Regions from separate parts of the Mus musculus genome. Here region 2 is linked to region 1. A link is a loop called in an ENCODE intact Hi-C map of the cell type or tissue named here. Cell type or tissue: left cerebral cortex. All regions are shown on one strand. Links, peaks and the distances in the headings refer to the core of each region. The heading gives the core; the rest is flanking DNA.

Region 1 (10,786 bases), core at 1,429-9,428:
TGGACCCAAGTCTGGAGCTCAGAACCACCTCCTGAGTCCTGGGGTCAGAGCCCTTCCTGGAAGCCAACTCTCCTCTGGCAGGGAAGTTGTCCAGATATCTGGGTCTCAGCTCTGTCTCCTGGCTGAGGATGAAGTCCCTAAGGGACCCTGTCTAAGAAGCTCTGTTGCTTCTGCCGCCCATGTGCTCTCCTGTGTAGGCTGGTCTCAGTTATCCCAAGATTCTGGGTGTACTATGGCCTGCCAAGTTTGTGCCCAAGATGGCATGTGACTGGCACCAACCAGAACAAACCCCAACCTCTGATTGGGTGGGTTTCCCTTGTCCCTGTTCCTGCTTGCACAAGATCCTTCAGGATTTTTTGGAACAGATGTTGCATTCCACTCACTAGTGATCTCAAGATCTTGGATATGGTAGGGAGCCTGCAGCATGGAGAGTCCTCTGAGTATCTTTGGACCCTCCGCCGAGATTGTGCCCAAGATGGCGCAGGGCTGGCACCAAGGAAAAAGAAACCCAGCCACTGGTTGGCAGCTTTCCTTTGTCCCTGCTCCTGATGGCACAACACCCTCTGGGATTTTTTGGAACAGATGTTGTGTTCCACTCACCCAGTGATCCCAAGATCCTGGGCGTGCTAGGGCCCACTGAGTTTGTGCCCAAGATTGTGCGGGGGTGGGGGGGTGGGGGGTGGCAACTGGAACGAACACACAATCAAATTCTTAAACATAGTGTAGGTCATTCTCCTATAACACCTTGTCATTGGGAGATAGAGAATATAATGAAACTTCAAGTACAGATTTACTCTTGTAGCTGTGTTACTTTTTAAGTGACTTCATTTTCCTAATGAACTATTCATGGAAGTTCTTTGTATATTGAAAAGCTCTAAATTCAAATAGGTTTGTTCTTGCATATCTTCCTTGTCACCATCATCTCAGACACTCAACAGTGTTAGTTTCCTATTTGTCATATTGTTTCTATAGCAAAAAGAAGGCTCAAACTCAACATTTCCCCTTGTTTTGAGTATAGACGTGTGTGTGTGTGTGTGTGTTGTGTGTGTGTGTGTGTGTGTGTGTGTGTATGTGCATACTCCAGTCTACATAACCTAAAGAACTTCATAAAAACTCGAGAGTAACTGCCAGGCCCATTTGTTAATAGTGCTTGGTATAGCCTAAACTAAGAGCTGACAACTATCTAGTGCACTGGATTTGACCCACGAGCTACATATGGTGTTTCTATTTTGAAGTTGTTAAGAAAAAGAGTAATGCTATTCCATGATGAAGTTCATTTGCCAGTATCCATGAGTACAGCTTTAAAATACAGTCACTGGCCCTGGTTTATGCACCTCCTATGTCCTCCTCCAACCTGTACTGACAAAGCTATTGAAGTGCTATAAAGATGACAGTTAAGCTTTGTGTCTACTACTTTGTCCATGACAGGAAAAGTCTGCAGGTCTCTAGAATAGACACCCAGTTAATGTGTGCAAAGAACAATGTCTTCATAATATATGTGCTTTGCAATAAGCCACACAAAGTTGCTTCATTTTCTGGTAGAGGATCAGGATTGGGACTGGTACCAAAATTACAGCTCTCTTTATTAGTTACTCTGGAGATGAATATATGTTTCATTACAACCTCAAATTTCCTCCACTTTGCTTTAAATGAGAATCTTCCTTAGTCAATGTTAGAAAAGAGAAAGAAAAAGGACTAAGGATGAATGTTTAGGGTCTGTGAGTGGTATGTCAGGATTTTTGACTGTAAAGGATGAGCACAGTTAACAAGAGGGATGGTGGAAGGGAGTACTTAGACTTATTCATAAGCATTATGATGTAAGACATGGAAATTGACTCACTGAATGAAGGCCAGTTACATAAATGAGTATTGCTTTCCAACCCCACCAATTGCTTTCTATTGCTAAAACATGATTACCAAAAGCAACTTAGGTGGGGGAAAGGTTATTCCAGCTTACAGCTTACAGTCCACCATAAAGGGAAGTTAGAATAGAGACTCAAGGTAAGAACCAAAACAGAGGCCATGGAGGAATGCTGCTTACTAGCTTGCTCTCCAAAGTGTGCTCAGCTACCTTTCTTATATAACCCAGAACCACATTCCCAGGGATAGCATTGCCTACAGTGTGCTTACCCCTCCTATAGCCCTTATTAACAAAGGAAATACCCCAATGGAGTTACCTATACGTCAATCTGATGCTGACATTTTCTTAATTGATGTTCCTTCCTCCCAGATGACTCTATCTGTGTCAAGTTGACCAAAACCCAGCAAAGCAAACTAGACAGCATGCAATGCAGACAAGCAACACTGAGTACTTTACGCACAAAGAACATGGCTTGAATCCTACAACTTTGCTATGTTCCAAATTCGAAATTTATCTTACTTGTTTGGAATTTCTTTAAAACAGTATATGACCCAAGTATAGTAGTGCCTACCTGTAATTGTCACATGCATGAGGCTCAGGCACAAATATCACAAGTTCAAGACCATCTTGGGCTACACCAGGCAATTTTTTTATAAATAAATAAATAAAACAGTATTTGTATTAAGGAAAAATATGAAAGTATAGAGAAAAGAAACAACTGATTCAAGGTTACTTGAATAGATCACTTCTTGTTACCAACTGCCAGCATACAAATGGGGTATTATTGTCCTATAACCATTCAAAACTACCTTATAAGACTCCTGCTGGTCAATCTGCTGCTCTAAAGAAAAACATTCTTTCAAAGATCAACCCAAATAATTTTTATTAAAAACTTACCTCTGCAGATAAAAATAAAAGTTTGATTTTTATGGGAAACATTTTCTATTACCTTGTAAATCCTGTAGATTGATTGAAACGATGTAAGCAGCATTCACAGGCCAGAAGCCAACATCTGTAGATGCTATTTCAAGGATCTAAGGTCTACTGTAGCTATTATATGATCAGGAGAGATTTTCTCCCAGGGCCACCTTCAATTTTTCCAGGAGAATCTGCAAAGATCGTTTTAGCTAACCTTCAATCCCCAACATGAGGGAGATGACAGGGCTGCCAGCCAAGAATTTCAACAATAATTCATACTTTCTGAGACATCTCTTTCAGATATCAGAGTTAAGTTAGTCAGAGATGAGAGGGAGGGATGGAAGAAGAGAGAGAATCTCAAGAATATTGCTAATTCTAATTTTCACAGAGAGCCAAATAAAGCAGAATTGAAAGCTATCTCAATATGATCCAATTTAAATCACAAATAATAATTTTAGCATACAGAACATAACTGCAAAAATGTTACTTTTCAAAATATTGACTATATATTTAGCATTAAGTGGGAATAATACAAATAATTTTTAATTTCTCTAGTTCTAGTTGATTTATAGATTTTCTTTTTGTTATTATTTCCTTTTTATTTTTATTTCTTGGTTTGTTTGTTTGGTTGGTTGGTTGGTTGGTTGGTTGGTTTTTGGGTTTTCAAGACAGGGTTTCTCTGTGCCCTGGCTGTCCTGGAACTCACTCTGTAGACCAGGCTGGCCTTGAACTCAGAAATCCACCTGCCTCTGCCTCCCAAGTGCTGGGATTAAACGCATGTGCCACTACTGCCCAGGCTTTATTTTTATTTCTTATTGGGGGCTAGTGGTCAAACCTCGTGCCTTCCGCAAGCTATACAAATGAGCCATCATTGAACCGCACCCTCAGGTCCTGACTTTTAAAATTATTTACAGTGTGTATGTGTGCACCCATTTCTTGTGCATGCCTGCATGTGCACACACACATGTGAATGTCAGAGGAAACTTGTGGAATCAGTTCTATCCCTTCATCTTGTGATACCCAGGGTTTCATGTGTTCTAGACAGCACTCTTCCAACTGAGTAACTGTAACTGGGGCTACAGATCAGCCCCAGCCCTTGATTTTTTTTTTCTTAGGACAGGGTTTCATATAGGCTAGAATGGCCTTTAACTAGAAACCTCTTGCCTCTGGGATTACCAGAGTGGCAAGTATCTAAGTAACCCAAGTACTGGGATTATCAGCATGCATTGCCACAACCAGCCATCTGTTCTTCAGTGGATATGTATTATATGAAAACTTACTCAAAAAGGCCAGAGAGATAGCTTAGTGGATAAAAGCACTTGCTTTTAAGTTATACACTTACATGTGATTCCTGGAATCTATGAGTTGGAAAGAGAGAACTCCCAAAAGTTGTCCTCTGACCTACACACATACACACCACACACAAATTAATAAATGCAATAAAATTAAAAGTAAATAAAACAAGATGTCAAGAGAAAACTTTGAGTGACCAGACTAGCAAGCACTTGCATTAATTCATCTGATTCTAAAGATTCCAAAACACTGTAAATGCTAATGTATTTGAAAGTTCCTGAGAAACTCACTGATTCTTTAGCGTGCACGTGAAGGACTCCTTCAATTTCAAATTAGTCCTGAACACAGAAAACCAGCTCCCAGTTCTCTCAACAGAATGAGAAATGTAGCTTTTCTAGTTGTAAAAGCAGAAGCCACCACCATCCTGCAGATTGTGTGGGAGTTAGATGCCCTTCCTAAGGACCCAATCAGAGGCAAAAAGCAGGCCATGAGATTTCAGACACCTGCCAGCAGCCTCCTTAGAAATTTGACCTCTTAATTGGGAGATGTGCTCAAAGCAAAATCAAACTTTCTATCTGTTTGATAATTAATTCAAGGAGCTAATGTTCTCTTTTCCAAGAAAAGATCTCTGACTGTGATTTTAGCTTATGAAAAAAGGAATATTTCAAAACATTCTGAGAGTTTGGTTTTCTTTTCCTAGAAATTACCACCCCAGGCAGAACACTTAATGCTGTGGTTCTCAAATGGGTAGATATATTTCCTCTTTGAGAGACATCTGGCAAGGTGGAAAGACATAGAGTATAGTTGGCATGTAGTAGGTAGATCCTAGGAATACTGGTAACTGTCTGATGATTCATAGAACAAAGCAAGTCTGCCCAATGTTTAGCACCAAGGTTTAGAAACCCTGTGTGTGTGATAATGGTGGAAATCCTTTAGAAGCTTTGAAGATGCTGTTTTGTTTTGTTTGTTTTGTTTTAATTTTGTCATTGTTATAGCAAACTGACACATGGCTGTATCGTCCACAACCAGCAGGCCTAAACAGTCTTTAAATGTTCTCCTCTTTTTGATTATACCATGCAATACTAGAATCCATACTTGGATGGCATGGAAAGGAAGCTAATTCTATGAGCCAGCTCCAGTCTGTAAGCACTGACTTCTAGTTTGGGCTTTCTGAAAGCACCTGGAGCTGGGGGTTGAGGTATGAGGTGTTTATTATCACCACCTCCAAATAGAAGGGGGAGAGCTAGAACTAGACAGTGCAAATCTGGTATAGCCTCCACCAACCTGGAGAGTGCTGGAGTCAATGTTTCCCTAAAGAGCTGGCTCAGAGTGGCCTAGAGAATCTGTGTCCTTACAAGTGCCCTCTCTTAGCTATCACTCTGGCTCAGACTCTCCTGAGGAGGACTGGGCCAGAGAAGGCATTGTGGGACTGTAATGGCCCAGAGTTACAGAGGAAAGGTCAAGGGAGCTTCAAACCCAGGTACCTCAAACATGAGGATATCAGGAGTTGGCTACCTCCTCCATCTAAACCTGGTGCCAGAAAGACAGCTGCCCTCAACCCTAATAAGAATTTACCACTCTGACAGTTATCAGGTTTCACTAATTGTTTGACCTTATAAGATTTTTCTCCCCCTGAACCTACAGCCCCTGAGTATGTACATGAAGCATTTTCCAACATTCCTACACTGGCCAATGGTATACAGTCATACAAACCTTGTCTCAGAGATCCTGCTCACCTCACCAGGGACATAAATATCCCTTTCCACACCCACTCATTGAGTAAATGAACAAGATCTTCAAAGCTGTTCCCAGATGTGTTCACTGCCCGAGGACTCATCACCCACTGAGATCCTGATTTGCATCCACCCACCTAGGTCCTACTAAGCTTCCCTCCCTCCAATCAAGCTCAATGCACAATGAGCTTTGCTACCCAGAGTGGGAAGTGGACACAGCAAGGGATGAGATTCAGTTGGAGACTCCAGTGCAGCTGAAGTGTGGGAACTAAAAGGGGGCTGGGGAAGGAAGGAGGAGGGAGGATAGACCACATCCAGACAGAGTTCCTCCTATGCTCTGGGCAAGCAGACGCAGGAGGGCTGCCAGATGCTTTCCACTTGGCCCCGGGTGGGCATCTAAGCCACTGACCCCACTCAACTGGGGTGGACAAGGGGCAGCCCCTGACTGGGGGCCCCTGAGATGACACCCAGTAGCCCCGGGGTTATAGGAGAGAGGGCTGAGGGAGAGAGGTTCCCACATAGGCAAGAGTAAGTGCAGCGGGCCTTGATGAGCAGAGACAGTCTTTGGTTTTAGAGCTTTATTGAAGAAAGGCAAGGGGAAAGAGAAAAGGTGAAAAGGGAGAGAGAGACCAGCCATGGCCAAGAGGAGAGAAGTGGGAAAAGAGAGAGGGAGAGAGAAGAAAGGCTAGAGAATAAGAGGGAGAGAGAGGAAGAGAGGAGGAGAGAGAAGAGAGGAGAGAAGAGGAGAAAGTAAGAAGAGTGTAAGGGGAATAAGAGCAAGAGAACAAGAGAGTGAGGAGGGGCCAAACAGCCCTTTTTATGGTGTGGTGTTATCTTTACTGTTGCTAGGTAACTGGGGAGGAGTATAACCTGAAGGTCAGAAGCTTGGAACATTGCCTACATGACTACTAGCCATGCTTCTCCTGTGGGGGCAGTGGAAGCGATAACAGGAGCCAGAGTCCCAGGAGACACGAGAGAACTCCTCCTGTCCCATGTAGATGAATTATCAACACTGGTTCCCAGGGTTCAGACCTCAGCTCGACAGGAGACCAGACTGTCGTGTATAGCCCAATGCCCCATACTAAAGTTGACGTCCATGTGTTAATAGCTGGACTCTCAGCTCCCAACACTCCTTGAAAGCATTCTATATTATACATCTCCATGAGTACCACGGGTACTTCCATTCCCAGTGAAAAGGCGCGCAGGGATCCATTAGTAATGTCTGCTATGAAGCAGGTGCAGAGCATCTTTGCCAGGCATTTGTCAATTCTACCATAGAAACACATGCCAATAAGTCAAGACTATAATTACAGTATCATGGAGAGAGCTGAAAACTAATTGGGTCTTACAACCAAAAAGAGCATCCAAGCCATTGCTTTTCTCATAACTCTGACAAAAATACCTGATGGAAGTTTATTTGCATCCCAGTTTCAGAGAATGTAAGGAAGGAGTGCTGGCTGGAATGGACTGATCTGTAGACAGGAACTTAGAGCAGCAGCATCTCTCAAAACCACTGACTCCAGGAAGTTGGCTCAGTGGGTAAAACACCAGCTGCAGAAGTGGGAGGACTTGAGTTCAAATCCCCAGAACCCACATAAAATTAGTCATGGTAGCATGACATAGTCCCAACATTCCTACAGTAAGATAAGAGGCAGAGACAAGAGTACCTTTAAACACACCAGGCTAGCTAGCATGGCATATACAGCAGTGGACAACAAGAAAGAGGAGTAGACCACAGACAACAGGTAATAAACTGAGGGCTGAAATCAATAAACTAGGAACAACAAAAACAATACAACAAATCAATAAACTGAATGTTGGTTGAGAAAATCAATAAGGATAAATTCATATCCAATCTAACTAAAAGGCTGAGAGAGAATATTCAAATTACAAAAACAAAAGGGGAAACATATAACAGACATGGAGGAAATACAAAGAATCATTAGGTCAAAACCATTACTTTGAAAAACTGTACTGGACAAAATTAGAAAATCTAACAGAAATGGACAATTTTATTAATAGATACCACTTAAAATAATATCAGGTAAACTATATAAATAGACTTATATCCCCTAAAGAAATAGAAGCAGTCACTAAAAGTCTTACAACCAAAAAAGAGCCCCCAGCAGAAAAGTAATGGCTTACACAGTAAAATCAAAAATTGACAAATGGGACCTCATAAAATTACAAAGTTTCTGTAAGACAAAAGACACTGTCAATAAGACAAAAAGGCCACCAAAAGATTGGGAAAGGATTTTTACCAATCCTAAATCTGATAGGGGACTAATATCAAATATATACAAAGAGCTCAAGAAGCTGGACTCCAGACGTACAAATAACCCCATTAAAAAATGGCGATCAGAGATAAACAAAGAATTCTCACCTGAGGAATAACGAATGGATGAGAAGCACCTGAAAAAATGTTCAACATCGTTAATCATCAGAGAAATGCAAATCAACACAATCCTGAGATTCCACCTCACACCAGTCAGAATGGCTAAGATCAAAAATTCAGGTGACAGCAGATGCTGGCGAGGATGTGGAGAAAGAGAAAAACTCCTCCATTGTTGGTGGGATTGCAAGCTTGTACAACCACTCTAGAAGTCAGTCTGGAGGTTCCTCAGAAAATTGGACATAATACTACCGGAAGATCCAGCAATACCTCTCCTGGGCATATACCCAGAAGAAGTTGCAACTGGTAATAAGAACACATGCTCCACTATGTTCATAGCAGCCTTATTTATAATATCCAGAAGCTGGAAAGAACCCAGATGCCCCTCAACAGAAGAATGGATACAGAAAATGTGGTACATTTACACAATGGAGTACTACTCAGCTATTAAAAACAATGGATTTATGAAATTCTTGGTCAAATGGATGTATCTGGATGATATCATCCTTAGTGAGGTAACCCAATCACAAAAGAAGTCATTAGATATACACTCACTGATAAGTGGATATGAACCCAGAAACATAGAATACCCAAGATACAATTTGCAAAACACAAGAAAATCAAGAAGAGGGAAGACCAATGGGTAGATACTTCATTCCTCCTTAGAATAGGGAACCAAATACCCATGAAAGGAGTTACAGAGAAAAAGTTTGGAGCTAAGACGAAAGGATGGACTATCCAGAGACTACCCCACCCAGGGATCCATCCCATAATCAGCCACCAAACCCAGACACTATTGCATATGCCAGAAAGATTTTGCTGAAGGGACCCTGTTATAGCTGTCTCGTACGAGGCTATGCCTTTGCCTGGCAAATACAGAAGTGGATGCTCACAGTCATCTATAAGATGGAACACAGGGCCCCCAATGGAGAAGCTAGAGAAAGCACCCAAGGAGCTGAAGGTGTCTGCAACCCTATAAGTGGAACAACAATATGAACTAACCAGTATCCCCAGAGCTTGTATCTCTTAGCTGCATATGTAGCAGAAGATGGCCTAGTTGGCCATCACTGGGAAGAGAGGCCCCTTGGTATTTCAAATTTTATATGCCCCAGTACCAAGATACCAGGGTGTGGATGGGTAGGTGAGCAGGGCAGAGGGAGGGTATACGGAACTTTCGGGATAGCATTTGAAATGTATATAAAGAAAATATCTAATAATCAATCAATCAATAAAAAAGAGAGGAATAATCTTGAACACATTGAGCCTTGAACAGAACACCAATTGCTCAGGAAGTAAGACTAACACTTAAAAAATGGGATCTCAAAAAACTGAAACGATTCTGTAAAGCAAAGGACAGCATCAATAGGACAAAATGGCAGCCTACAAAATGTACAAGATCTTCATCAACCCTACATCTGACAGAGGGTTAATTTCCAAAATATGTAAAAAATTTAAGAAGTTAAATACCAACAAACTATATAATCCAATTTTAAAATGGGGTTCCCAATCTAAACCCAGAATTCTCAACAAAGGAGTCTCAAATGAAGTACTTAAAGAAGTGTTCAACATTCTTAGCCACTGCGAGATGTAAATCGTGGATTTCGTCTAACACGTGTCATAATGGCCACGAACAAAAACACAAGTGACTGTTTATGCTGGTGAGGATGTGGAGAAATTGGAACACTCCTCCACTACTGGTGGAAGTGAAAATTTGTACAGCCACTTTGGGATTCAATATGTTATTTCCTCAGAAAGTTGGGAATTGATCTACCTTAATACCCACACCTGGGCATATACCCCAAAGATACCCCACTATACAACAGGGACACTTGCTCAACTATATTCATAGGAGCTTTATTCTTAATATCCAGAAACTGGAAACAACCTAGATATCCCACCACCAATAAATATGTGGTACATATAAGATTATGTGGTACAATTTCACAACTATTAAAAAACAGTGACATAATGAAATTTGCAGGCAAGTGAATGGGACTATGAAAAAAATCATCCTGAATGAAGTAACCCAGACCCAGAAAGACAAACATAATATATACTGACTTATAAGTGGATATTAGCTGTAAAGTAAAGAATAACCAGGCTACAATTCACAGACCCAGAGATGCTAAGTAGCAAGGAGGTCTCAAGAGAGACATATGAATCTCCTGGGGAAAACGAAATATACTACATATCACTTATGGACTCGAGGCAAGTGGGAATGGGAACAGGAGGGATCAGGGCAGGGATGAAGGATGAGAGTTCTGGGAAAGATAACTGGACTTGTAGGACATTTTAGGGTCAAGGTAGAAACCTAGTGCAATAGAAACTCACGGGAATCTACAAGGGTGAGTCTAGCTAAGACTCCTAGTAATGGCTGAAGTAGAGCCATTACTACATCTTCTGTAGCCAGGCATCCAGCAGAGGGATTGGGATACCAATTCAGCCACAAAATCCTTGACCTACAATTTGCTCTGCCTGTAAGATGAGCTGGAGTAAACAAACAGAAATTGTAGGAGTGTCCAACCAATGACTGGTCCAACTTGAGAGCCATCTCATGAGAGGGAGCCAATCCCTGATGCCAGGACCCAG
Region 2 (10,786 bases), core at 1,488-9,487, 57 kb after region 1:
TAGATGACAGAACTACAACTATTACCATTGTTGTGTCTTCCAAATAAAATGAGGTTAACCACTATGTCCTAACACATATCTAATTAAAAACAGAGATAGAACCTTAGACTTAAAACCTTTACCCTAGTTGGGCATGATATTTGGATTATATGGATAATAACCACACTATTCCTATTTCTTGACACTTAGTCATAGTTTGGAGACAAAGGATAAGAAATGAAGTAAAGTCAGTAATGTGCATTTGTCCACAACAAAAGCAAATCCTAAAACTGACATCAAATATCAAATTAGCCTTTGGGAGTTCATGAGCATGATGTTCAAGAGCATTGCCAGTAAAGAGAAACTCCTCTGAAGGTGTTATGTCCAACCACACTCCTATACCTGCTTATGTTCTATAAATGCTCATGTTCCTTTTCCATCAGCTCCTCGGCAGACATCTGGTATGTGTTTCCTTGTGTATGCTTTAATGTTAAATACCTTAGAATATTTTTACCTTCTGATGTTTCTGGAACTGAAAATACATAGTGCAAGGCTTGAAATTTGGGGCTGAAATCATTCTCAGGGGCAATCTCCACAAGGATTGTCACCGTCACTGTAAAATTGAACAACAAATTAATACCTTTTGTCAATTTACTCTACAAACTATTGAAACATGTCCCCAGTATCAGAATTAGAGAAGAATTATGAAACTACAGCAGGAGTCTTTCTACCTCCAAATGATTGGTGTTTCCACACTCATGTATTAAAACACTTGGTTCCTAAGTGATGGTGCCATTAGAGAAGGCTGTAGGATCCTTAGAAAGAGGATTGTCCTTGGACAAAAGGGAAGGGGGGTTGAGGTTTTATAACAGGGCTCCTCTTCCTGTTTAGTCTCTGCTATGTGGTTGAGGATGCAATGTAATTTGCTTCATTCAATTCTTACTGCCACCCTTACTATCTCCTAGTGTTCTATATCTTTTCAAACCATGAGCCAATCATCCCTCCTGTTACTTCTTATCAAATATCTGTGACAGCAACAAGGAACATAAGACAATATCCAAATGAATTCCTTGGCTAGCCAAAACAGTTTAGCAAAAATGTCTACGGTATTATGTTTTATATTTTATTTTATTAACACATATACATGTATAATAATATATTTATGCATAATATTGTAGCATATTTTCTACAAGAGAGTTTATTACAAATTTCTTTGGAACAATTCTTCCATTAGTTAGCTGAGGTGACACTCCAATCAGTCTGTGATGTCCTACATTATGCTTTTAAAGCTTGTCTCAGAAATCCCATGTTTAATGTTCAGAATTAACATAAATTCTGTGTCTTTAAGCCATCATCCACTTCTAGGAAACTCAGTTTTCTCATCAATCAATCAATCAATCAATCAATCAAGCCACTGTCCATCTCCTACACAATAGTATAAATAGTATAAATATAAGACAAAGAAAATTATGATCAAAAATTTTTTCAAAGGATACTAGGTTACCACAGAAGGAGGTATCTCTGGCCAGCCAGGTTGCTCAGTAAGAAAGATGCATGATCCGAAGCCTGAAGACTTAAATTCAATCTCAAGACTCACATGGTGGAAGGAGAGACTGTACACCAGCAAGTTGTTTTCTAACCTCCACATGCACACTATGGCATGTCCTACCCCTCTGCACACACACATACAATTATATCATTAAGTGTAGTAAAAATAAATTAAAGATTTGTTACAATTTTTGTGCACTGCCAGTAAAAGAAGGAACTCTGTGCTTTGGGTAACAAGCTAAGGTAGCCTATTAGAGAGATGTTGAAAAGAAATATTTTGATATTAAAACATAAAATGAAGCAACTTGAAAGTAGGAAAATATTTTAGAGTAAAATTAGAATATAGTATGCAAGACAAAAACAGGAACATTGGTATAACTGCCACAGTTTCACAAGAAAAAGACTGAGGGGCTGGTGAGATGATTCAGCAGTTAAGAGCGCCGACTGCTCTTCCAAAGGTCCTGAGTTCAAATCCCAGCAACCACATGGTGGCTCACAGCCATCCATAACAAAAATCTGATGCCCTCTTCTGGAGTGTCTGAAGACAGCTACAATACACGCATATAATAAATAAATAAATAAATAAATAAATAAATAAATAAATAAATAAATATTTTAAAAAATGAGAAAAAAGAAAAAGAAAAAGAATGAGATGAACAGAACTGTTCATGGTCTAATATTACAAAAGTGAAAATTCTAATATTACAAAGGAGTAGATGCCAGAACAAGCTATAATGGCCACTAACATCTTTGAGATATGAATGTGCCAAATACGAAGTCCTCAATTAAATAAAAATTAAAGAGGCTTTTATGGCAAGACTTCTTTGGGTTTCCGCTATGCTAGTGTTTATTTTGAATCTCCAGGCAAGCATTCTTCTCAGACTTGTTTGACCATGAAGTTCTCCTCTAGCATCTATCTATAGCACTCATGTTCAAAAGAATTCTGGTATATTGCCTCCCCTAAAGTCTGTGTGACATACGACAAATAGTAAAATTCAGTCTGAGATCTATATGACCTTTATTTCAGAAAGTTAATGGCATGCTTTAGCTTCTAACATATGCTACTATATTCACTTTCAAGGATTGCCTCTACAGTTTTCATCACAATCTCAACAGTAAAAATGATCCCTAAAATGTTTAAAGCATTTTGCTCTACAAATGCAAATAATTTACTTTAGACCCATATATTTCTTTCAATAAATCAAGTAAATCAAAAACAAAAATGTATATGTTTCAATAATAGTTGTGCTCTTTACAACTCTACGGTACTATGATTTTTTTATTGCAACCATAAAGACTTCAAATTGTGTGAATAAGTGGACCTATAGAACAGGAGTGAAATGTGCAATGTTGTAAGCATATTTTATGAGCAATTACTGTGAATATGTTGACAAGTGAAGACCAGAGAATATATCTTACTGAAAAAGATGTTTTTTGTTTTTTGTTTTTTTTTTTTCTCTGCCCTGTTCAAGAAAGGTTCAAATCTGGTGAAATGGGCAAGTTATCTAGCTACAAGAAAAAAAAAATCCATCCTAAAAGGTCACTTTGGCCTATATGATAGACTTCTTCATGATGTTCTACCAATAGCTTCAAAAATTCAAGAATATTTCTGGGCAAGATGTCATGCTTTGATTCCTGCCTCCAAAATAGCATTTTCTCTTGGTAGCTGGGTAAGTCTACAAACCACCATTTTAACTTAGCCACCATGTTAGCTACTTTCCTAATCACTGCAATAAAGATACTCAAAAGAAGCAAATTAATGAGAAAGGATTTTGACTCTTGGTTACAGTTGAGAATGTGTGGTAGGAGGAAGTGGAGGATGCTTGCTCATGTCTCAGCAGATCAGGAAACAGAAAGACAGCAGAAAGTAGGGTCAAGATATAACTCCCATGACACACTGCCAGTGACCCCAGTGACAAGCACTTTCCCGAAGATCCACAGCCTCCCAAAACAGTGTTACCATCTGGGGATAAAGTATTCAAACACAATCCTGTGGGTATCATTTTATATCCAATCACAACAACTCAACTAAGATTTTTACATCATTGATTCAGGAGAGATTGAAAGCATCCTAGGTGTATTGATTCCAATTCAGACTTATTCCACCCTTCTGCATCGATGAAAGACAATATACTCTTTCTTATTTGCTTCAAATCCCACTCAACCCAATGATCAAGGCAACCACCAGCAATGATTCAGAGTTCTCACAAGAGAACAAAACCCAACTGTGCCCTTATTCCAGGTTCTTTATTACCAGACAGTACCTTTCTATGATTAAACTTAAAGTTCCTCCAGTGACTTTTGATTTACCAGTAATGGAGAGGTGCTTGTAACCTGAAAACTCTGAGTATGTTCTCTGTAGCCCAATTCCCTCCAAAATAGTCTAAAACTCCTGATGTGTAATTGTTGAACAAGTACCAACCCCTTAGGAAACTCAGTATATACTTTCATTTTACCAAAAGTACGAATCAGGGAGATTACTTAGCACACCAACTCCTAATCATTTTGCTCCGGATCCTTAGCACCTGATTCAAATATGTCAAAAGAATAGTAATTCACAGTCAGCAAAATTGCAACTATTAAATCTCTAAGTGCCAAGAATTTTATAATCATGCAGTCTTAGCAAACTGAATCTCACTGCATCAAAGGCTTATTTATCATAGGCTGGCACAAAATGGTGGAAAAGTCTTGACACAACATTATGTGAGAAAGCAGTAACCATGCCCGGCACATTCTTTGGGCTCAGGAACTGTAGAAATTGTCAAGTAGCTCATTGCTTGCTTTAATAACAACATTACATCTTACAATATCATTCAAGTAAAATATATTTAAGGCAACAATTACCTATATGTGTGCACTTCAGATTGCCTGATATCAAGTCAGATGTATTTGGTATTATTTAGCATAAAGAATCAAATATATATATATGATCAATTGATAGTATAAAGAAATATATTATATATCATATACAATATAAATATTTATATATTTACAAATATACAGAAGAATCTTAACAAGAACCCATACTCTCTTGCATTTTTTAATGCTAAGATCTCTAGCCAGACCATGACATAAGAATTATATATTATTTAAGATGCTGCTAAGAGATATAAAGTCTTCCCAGTGATGGAAACTTCCACCATCAGTCTATCTCATTCCTAATGTGATGAATGTTTATAGCACACGGACCAGCCTTGAACAGTTTATAATGATTACCTGTATGAGATGGATGTAGGTCATCAAATACTGAAATCATCATTTCATACATGTGCCCTGCTGCAACCACCTCTGGGTTTTCATAATCCAGATCTTTGGTAACCTTATAGAACAACATTATTTCATTATTTCAGAAAAATGAATTTTTAATCTCTTTTACATGTGTGAGAAAGAGGAGAGAGAGAGAGAGAGAGAGAGAGAGAGAGAGAGAGAGAGAGAGAGAGAGAGAGAGAGGCTATGATTTGTGTATGGCAGTCAGAGGAGAACTTTCAGGAGTCTGTTCTTTTCACATTGCAGATACCTGGGATGGAACATAAATAGCTAAGCAGGTGCCTTTATCCACTGGCTCAGAGCCAAAATTTCTAATGTACATGCTTTAAGAAGTCAGTCTGAAAACACTGAGTGTTTTGGCCATTTTCATTTCCTAGGATGACATTTCAGAATGTGTGAGTTCAGCAGCAGCTAAGATATATAAATGAACATTTGGGTGGAGCAACAGGACACCACACTCCCTTCTGGAGGAGCTTAATTTTAGATGGATCATTCCAGCATTGAAGACTATATAGCTCATAACCTACATTGCATGCTAATTGTGTTGCCATAGGCAAATCATTGAAATATTTTGAATGAACAGTGTGTGGAAAGACATGCCTAAATAATGACACTTCAGGTTTGTATTACAAAATTACAAAATGAGTATTGACACAGTATGTACCTGGTTCTGTGCCCAAATGTCAAAACTTCACAGTCATGTAAGAACTTGCCTTATAGCTATAGACTTTGTCAAAAAAAAATGTGGGGTGAGAACAAGAGAAAGAAAGAGTTCACCTGTGGGTTTCTCAACCATATTTTCTGGTTAACAGGAGGAATTACATGAGGGTAGTTGGTGATACTGAGGCATGGGGTAAGGAGCTATGGAAGCTATCACAGAATAACACAATGAAATAAATGCCCTGGAAATGGAAATTGGGACTTAGGAAAAGGAATTTCGTCAAAATCATGAGTAGAGAAAGAAAAGAACCTGCAGTCTTTATACTCTGCCAGTAGAAAGTATGTCTCTCTTGAAGAGGAGCTGACTTCACTGACTTCCAATGCTAGGAGAGCATTGTCAAACATGCTGTCATACAGACTGACCTCTAAGGAAATCAGCATGTGTTCTTAGCTTCTGCTTTCCCCAGCTAAGTAGAAAGTTCATTGTTTTGTGATAATTATAAAAGGAGAAACTGGTGGTAGAAACAAAAGCATTCCAAGTGCCTTCTGGTATGACAGCAGAAGAGCCCAGAATTCTCCTCTACTCTTCTCCTCCTTTGGAACCTACTAGCACCGATCCAATTTGCCATGACCTGACTCCATTTTCTTGGGAAAGACCCTGGAATAACAGCCACTGGGACTTACCTGAATGAAATTTTTGGTATCTGGCACTTGCTCAAATAGTTGTCCAGAACCTACAGGGCCAGAACTTGGAGCATAATGAATTGTATCAGGAGGTTTGTCAAGGTCATGGCATGAGAGCTTAGCAACAACTGTGTCTTTTGCAATCTCCTCCTTGCCTATGTACCTGTTTAATTGTTCAAGAAGAAAAATCAATGTATATAAGCATTCTCTTATAATGCAATGCATTCCCCCTTAAACATCACTTTTGATAAGGTCTATGTATGGGCCTTGATAATCCTGGAGCAGACAGGTCTTCCTTAGAGCATCATTTAGAAAACTATTTCCTAGTAGTGTAATCTGATATCGCTACTAGATAAATAAGTATGGAAACCCCTCAAAAAATTTCAAATAGAATGACTATGTGACTCAGCTACCTCTGAGCAAAGATTCCTATATCCTACCACAGAGATATGTGCACATCTCATCTTATCACAATAGCTAGGAAATAAAAGCAGCCTCGATGTCCATCCACTAATGAGTGAGTAATAAAGTGTGGATATATCTGGTGGAATTTTATTTAGTTGGAAGTAAAAATAAAATTATGTAAATTTATGGAAAATAGATTGATGTGGAAATTATTGTATTAAGTGAGGTAGCCCAGTCTCAGAAAGAAAAAGTTCTCTCTTATGTGTATCTCCTAGCTTTTTATATGGGGGAGTGATGTAGGTATAGGCCATGAATAGAGAGGGAGGTTAGGGGCAACAGAAGGTCTTAAGGAAGGAGAGAGATAATAGGAGAAACAGCAAAGATGAGTTCTCAGGCAGATGACCAGGGTGTAGGAGAAGAGAAGGAAGAGCAGAATAATCACATGAAAAAGTGTGCACACCTCTTCTCCATACCGCAAAAGCCAACAATTCTGAAACTTGGAATTCTTCATCACTTACTTAGCATCAAATCCTATCCCTGCATTTTGCATCAAAACTTTAGCCACACTGTCAGATCATTTTCCTTCCATTGTCAGAGATATAAATATGGATATTTATTATGTTCTCACTTAGAGAGTTATACAATGTATGGTGCATGAACCAGGTTATTTTTTTTTTAAATCAAGGGCAAAGTCTATATGTTTGTGCTGTGTGTGCAGGTGCACATGGGTGTACAGGTACATGAGTGTGCACATGTACACATGTACACATGTAGGTAAAAGCTAGAAGACACTGTCCACTATTTTGTTTGGTGGTGGGGGTTTGGTTTGGTTTGGTTTGGTTTGGTTTGGTTTGGTTTGGTTTGGTTTGGTTTGGGACAGACTTTCTGCACTGGTTTCTAAGTAAGCTTGTCTGCCTGGCCAGTGGGTCCCAGTGACCTGCCTGTCTCCTCCACTCCATCCTCAAGGGCTAAGTATCCAAAAGCTTGCTACCACACCGGGTTTTTTTTTTGTTTTTTGTTTTTGTTTTTGTTTTTTTTAATCTGTGTCATGGGTACTGAAGTCAGATCCTTGTTCTTATAAGGCAAATATTTTACTGAGACAGGAACAAAATCTTTAACCAGAAATCTATTCAGTGGTAAGGATTTCTGGTGATAATTGCAGATTCATAATAAGGGAAATTATGTCATAGCAGCTGCTCAGCACTATGCTGAAACAGTCCCCAAAATTAGTCCATTAATTCTTCACAACCAATTTTCAAAAAGATCTACTGACATGCCATTTTACAAAGCAAAACAGTAGGGCTTCTGTTAATGACAGAAGTAGAACCATTAAAACCCCAGATCTCACTTTCAGATCTTGGAAACTCAACTTTCAATCACAGAAGGACCACCAGGCTATTTGTGAGGAACATTTCTGAGTAACCAAGATTAAACTTGATCAGCCACATGTCATAGTGAGCTGATAGATACAACAGTCCTTCCTTCTCTCTGCCCAATCTGAGTTCTTGCTTCTGTCTATTGTCCGCTCACCGAATGAGATACTGATCACAGAAAGGAGAGTTGTCATTAATGCCACGAATGTAGGTAGCCACTGGAATCACTGTACACCTCTGATCACCATCACATGCCTTAATAGAGAAGGACAGAGCACTTGCAAAGCCAGTTTTCTCCACATCTAGATGGTTAGTCGTAACCACGGTCCCCTTCTCTGTAACGAAACAGCACATCCTGCTCAGTAAGTCCAGACTCTCATTTTAAAAATGACTTTGTTACATGTAATACTACAGAAAAAAAAGTAAAAAGTATGCCCTATTCTCTAGACTTACGGGGAGAATTCAAAGTGAATGAACAGTGCTAAGTTACTTCTTGCTGAAATGTGCTATTCATCATATTATGTTAATGGGTAGGAAAACAAGGTTATTTTCACTTAAAGAATAAAGAAGACTCTCTAGAAGAGATCCTCATTCTATGACTTGAAGGTTACATAGCAAAAGAAAATATTAGTAAATGAGGGATGATTCCCTGCAGAGAGAACCACAGATAAAAGTGCTGCTAGAACTTAAGTTGTTCTTATTCATCAATCACTTAAATCCAAAAAATATTGACTACATCTATGTAGCAGGTATGCATTGTAGCTACTAGATTCAGTATTATGACAGAAAATCTCCATATTTATCGAATTTATATTCTAAGCTTGGATACAGACCTCAATATGTGTAGAAAAACAAAAATTATAATGGAAATGAGCTCTATAATGTGATTTTTTTTACAGGTAATAATGTTTAGTGATCAGGCACTTAGAAAACACAAGGGCAGGGTCTCAAGGCTGACAGCCTATGTACTGGTTCAGAATAACAATTGAACGAAGAAAGAATCAAGGCAACATGGCGGTTCTCAGGGAGGGCAGCAGCGTTGAGAACAAGGTAAGGGCCAGAGAAGCAGGTTCTCAGTGGTAACATAAGATGTCTGGGCCGAACTTCAAGTGCAAACAGCAAATTGAAAGGATTTTTTGAACAGAGAAGAAATATGGCCCAATTTGAGTAATCAAAAACTCACTAGTGGCTCTGTAAAAATGCAGAGCAACAAACTATAAAACAGGCAGCCAATCTAAGAGATCCATACAAATCAGAACATGAGTATAAGCAGATTGTTTGGGAGCCAATCCAGGGCAGTGTGACATGGGGAAGAAAGGCAGGGGAAAAACACTCCCAATAAAAGCTCATCATCAAGCCAGTGCCCACTTGTAGCAGCAAGAGCCTCACATCACTGAAGAACCCTGTGAGCCAGTATAAATCATATAGGGAATTGGTCTATAGCAAGGAAAATTGCTAGAGGATTTGTACACCAAGTCATGAATGGACACTTTCTTCATGTCCAGCCTGGGACTTGTAAAGAAAAAAAAAGTAATGAAGCAGTCAGATTCCAAGACAGGCTGTGGGAACCAAGCTTACTACACTGAGCAGGTATTGCACTGCCTCACCACAGACGGAATGAAAGACAACTCTCCTAAGTCAAACCAGGCTCTCCCTCACAAACATTTGGTCCTGAGGTAGAATAGAGTTGAGTTAGGTCTAAGAAAATGTGTTAAAATGGCATGTAAATTGAGGAGGTAATAATATCCATAACAGCTGTGACGAGACATGTATTAGCAGAAGAATAAGTAAGATGCTGACCCTGCAGAATTACTCATCAGACATTTCCAAAGTCTCCCTCATACCCCTCTAGAAACCACATGTGTCGGGGAGACAGATATACAGTTTCTTAAACCTACCTTTGTCCACTGCAAAATAATCATCCACTGTATCTAGTCCAAAGGTTAAACCTCCCAGGTTATCTTCATCAGTTGCCTGGCACATTGCAATCATCTTCCCAACTGGAATTTCTTCATCCAGTGTGATGTTGACTTTGCGGTGCAGAGTTGAATTTGTGAAGGTAACTCTCAAGACCCCGTTTTCAATATTGAACAAGCTTGTTTTGAAAGAAAATGTTATTGGCATGGTACAAGCTCTGTTTTCTATCCTTATGGTGCTGAAGGTATAAAGACTGAATGGTGTAGGGGCACAATGGAGACCGTATTCATGACAGAAGTGTCTCAACCACACACTGATAGGTTTACATAAAATCCTAAGACTTATTATGGGTTACTCATTCTCCCCTGAAGACACTCCCCTAGAAAGTCAGGACCATGTTCATCTCCATTTGATAGATGTGAACACTGATAGCTCAATAAATTAAAGAAATTCCAGAAGTAAATACCGAGGTGGTCCAGAGAGGGTTGATCACAAACCTCTTTGCTCTAGAACTTGTATGCATGATCACTGTGCTCTTAATGCTTCTGCATAAGTGCTGACTTTACCGAGATGCTGACCTCAATGTGCTTCTGTAAACTCTGATTACAACACTGACTAGAATCTCCCTTAAGAGAAATAATAGCTAAACCACAACTCAGAGGTTAAGGATGCATTGCATGAATAACACCTTATTTTCTTGCAATTTCAATATATTTTTATACTTTAAAATTATCTTTAGTTTCAGGTTTAAGAAATCATTTTTTTGATTGGACATACTACTACCTGAGCATCCAGCAATACCACTCCTGGGCTATACCCAGAAGATGCTCCAACTTGTAATAAGGACACATGCTCCACTTTGTTCATAGCATCCTTATTTATAATAGCCAGGAGCTGGAAAGAACCCAGATGTCCCACAACAGAGGAATAGATACAGAAAATGTGGTACATTT

The links. Peaks named below come from ENCODE experiments on the same cell type or tissue, not always from the same donor. Only the 100,000 strongest peaks of a DNase experiment are listed, where the experiment ranks them.
Region 2: a loop joins it to region 1, with 2.9 times the contacts of the local background. A loop is called at or near these places in 2 of 42 quality-filtered maps.

Annotation. Positions count from the first base shown.
Region 1 is chr14:13,799,008-13,809,793 of GRCm38, forward strand. No RefSeq gene overlaps it. Among named protein-coding and RNA genes, the nearest start is that of Gm281, 110 kb to the right of the region's middle. In left cerebral cortex, for the core only: no CTCF peak of the experiment used is centred there; DNase peaks (open chromatin) are centred at 4,842 and 5,875.
Region 2 is chr14:13,856,173-13,866,958 of GRCm38, forward strand. It overlaps Gm281, which reads right to left. Exons shown (of 15, transcript XM_011244864.1): 7 at 9,815-10,011; 8 at 8,074-8,251; 9 at 6,139-6,301; 10 at 4,744-4,846; 11 at 494-592. Among named protein-coding and RNA genes, the nearest start is that of Gm281, 53 kb to the right of the region's middle. In left cerebral cortex, for the core only: no CTCF peak of the experiment used is centred there; DNase peaks (open chromatin) are centred at 5,185, 5,452 and 6,178.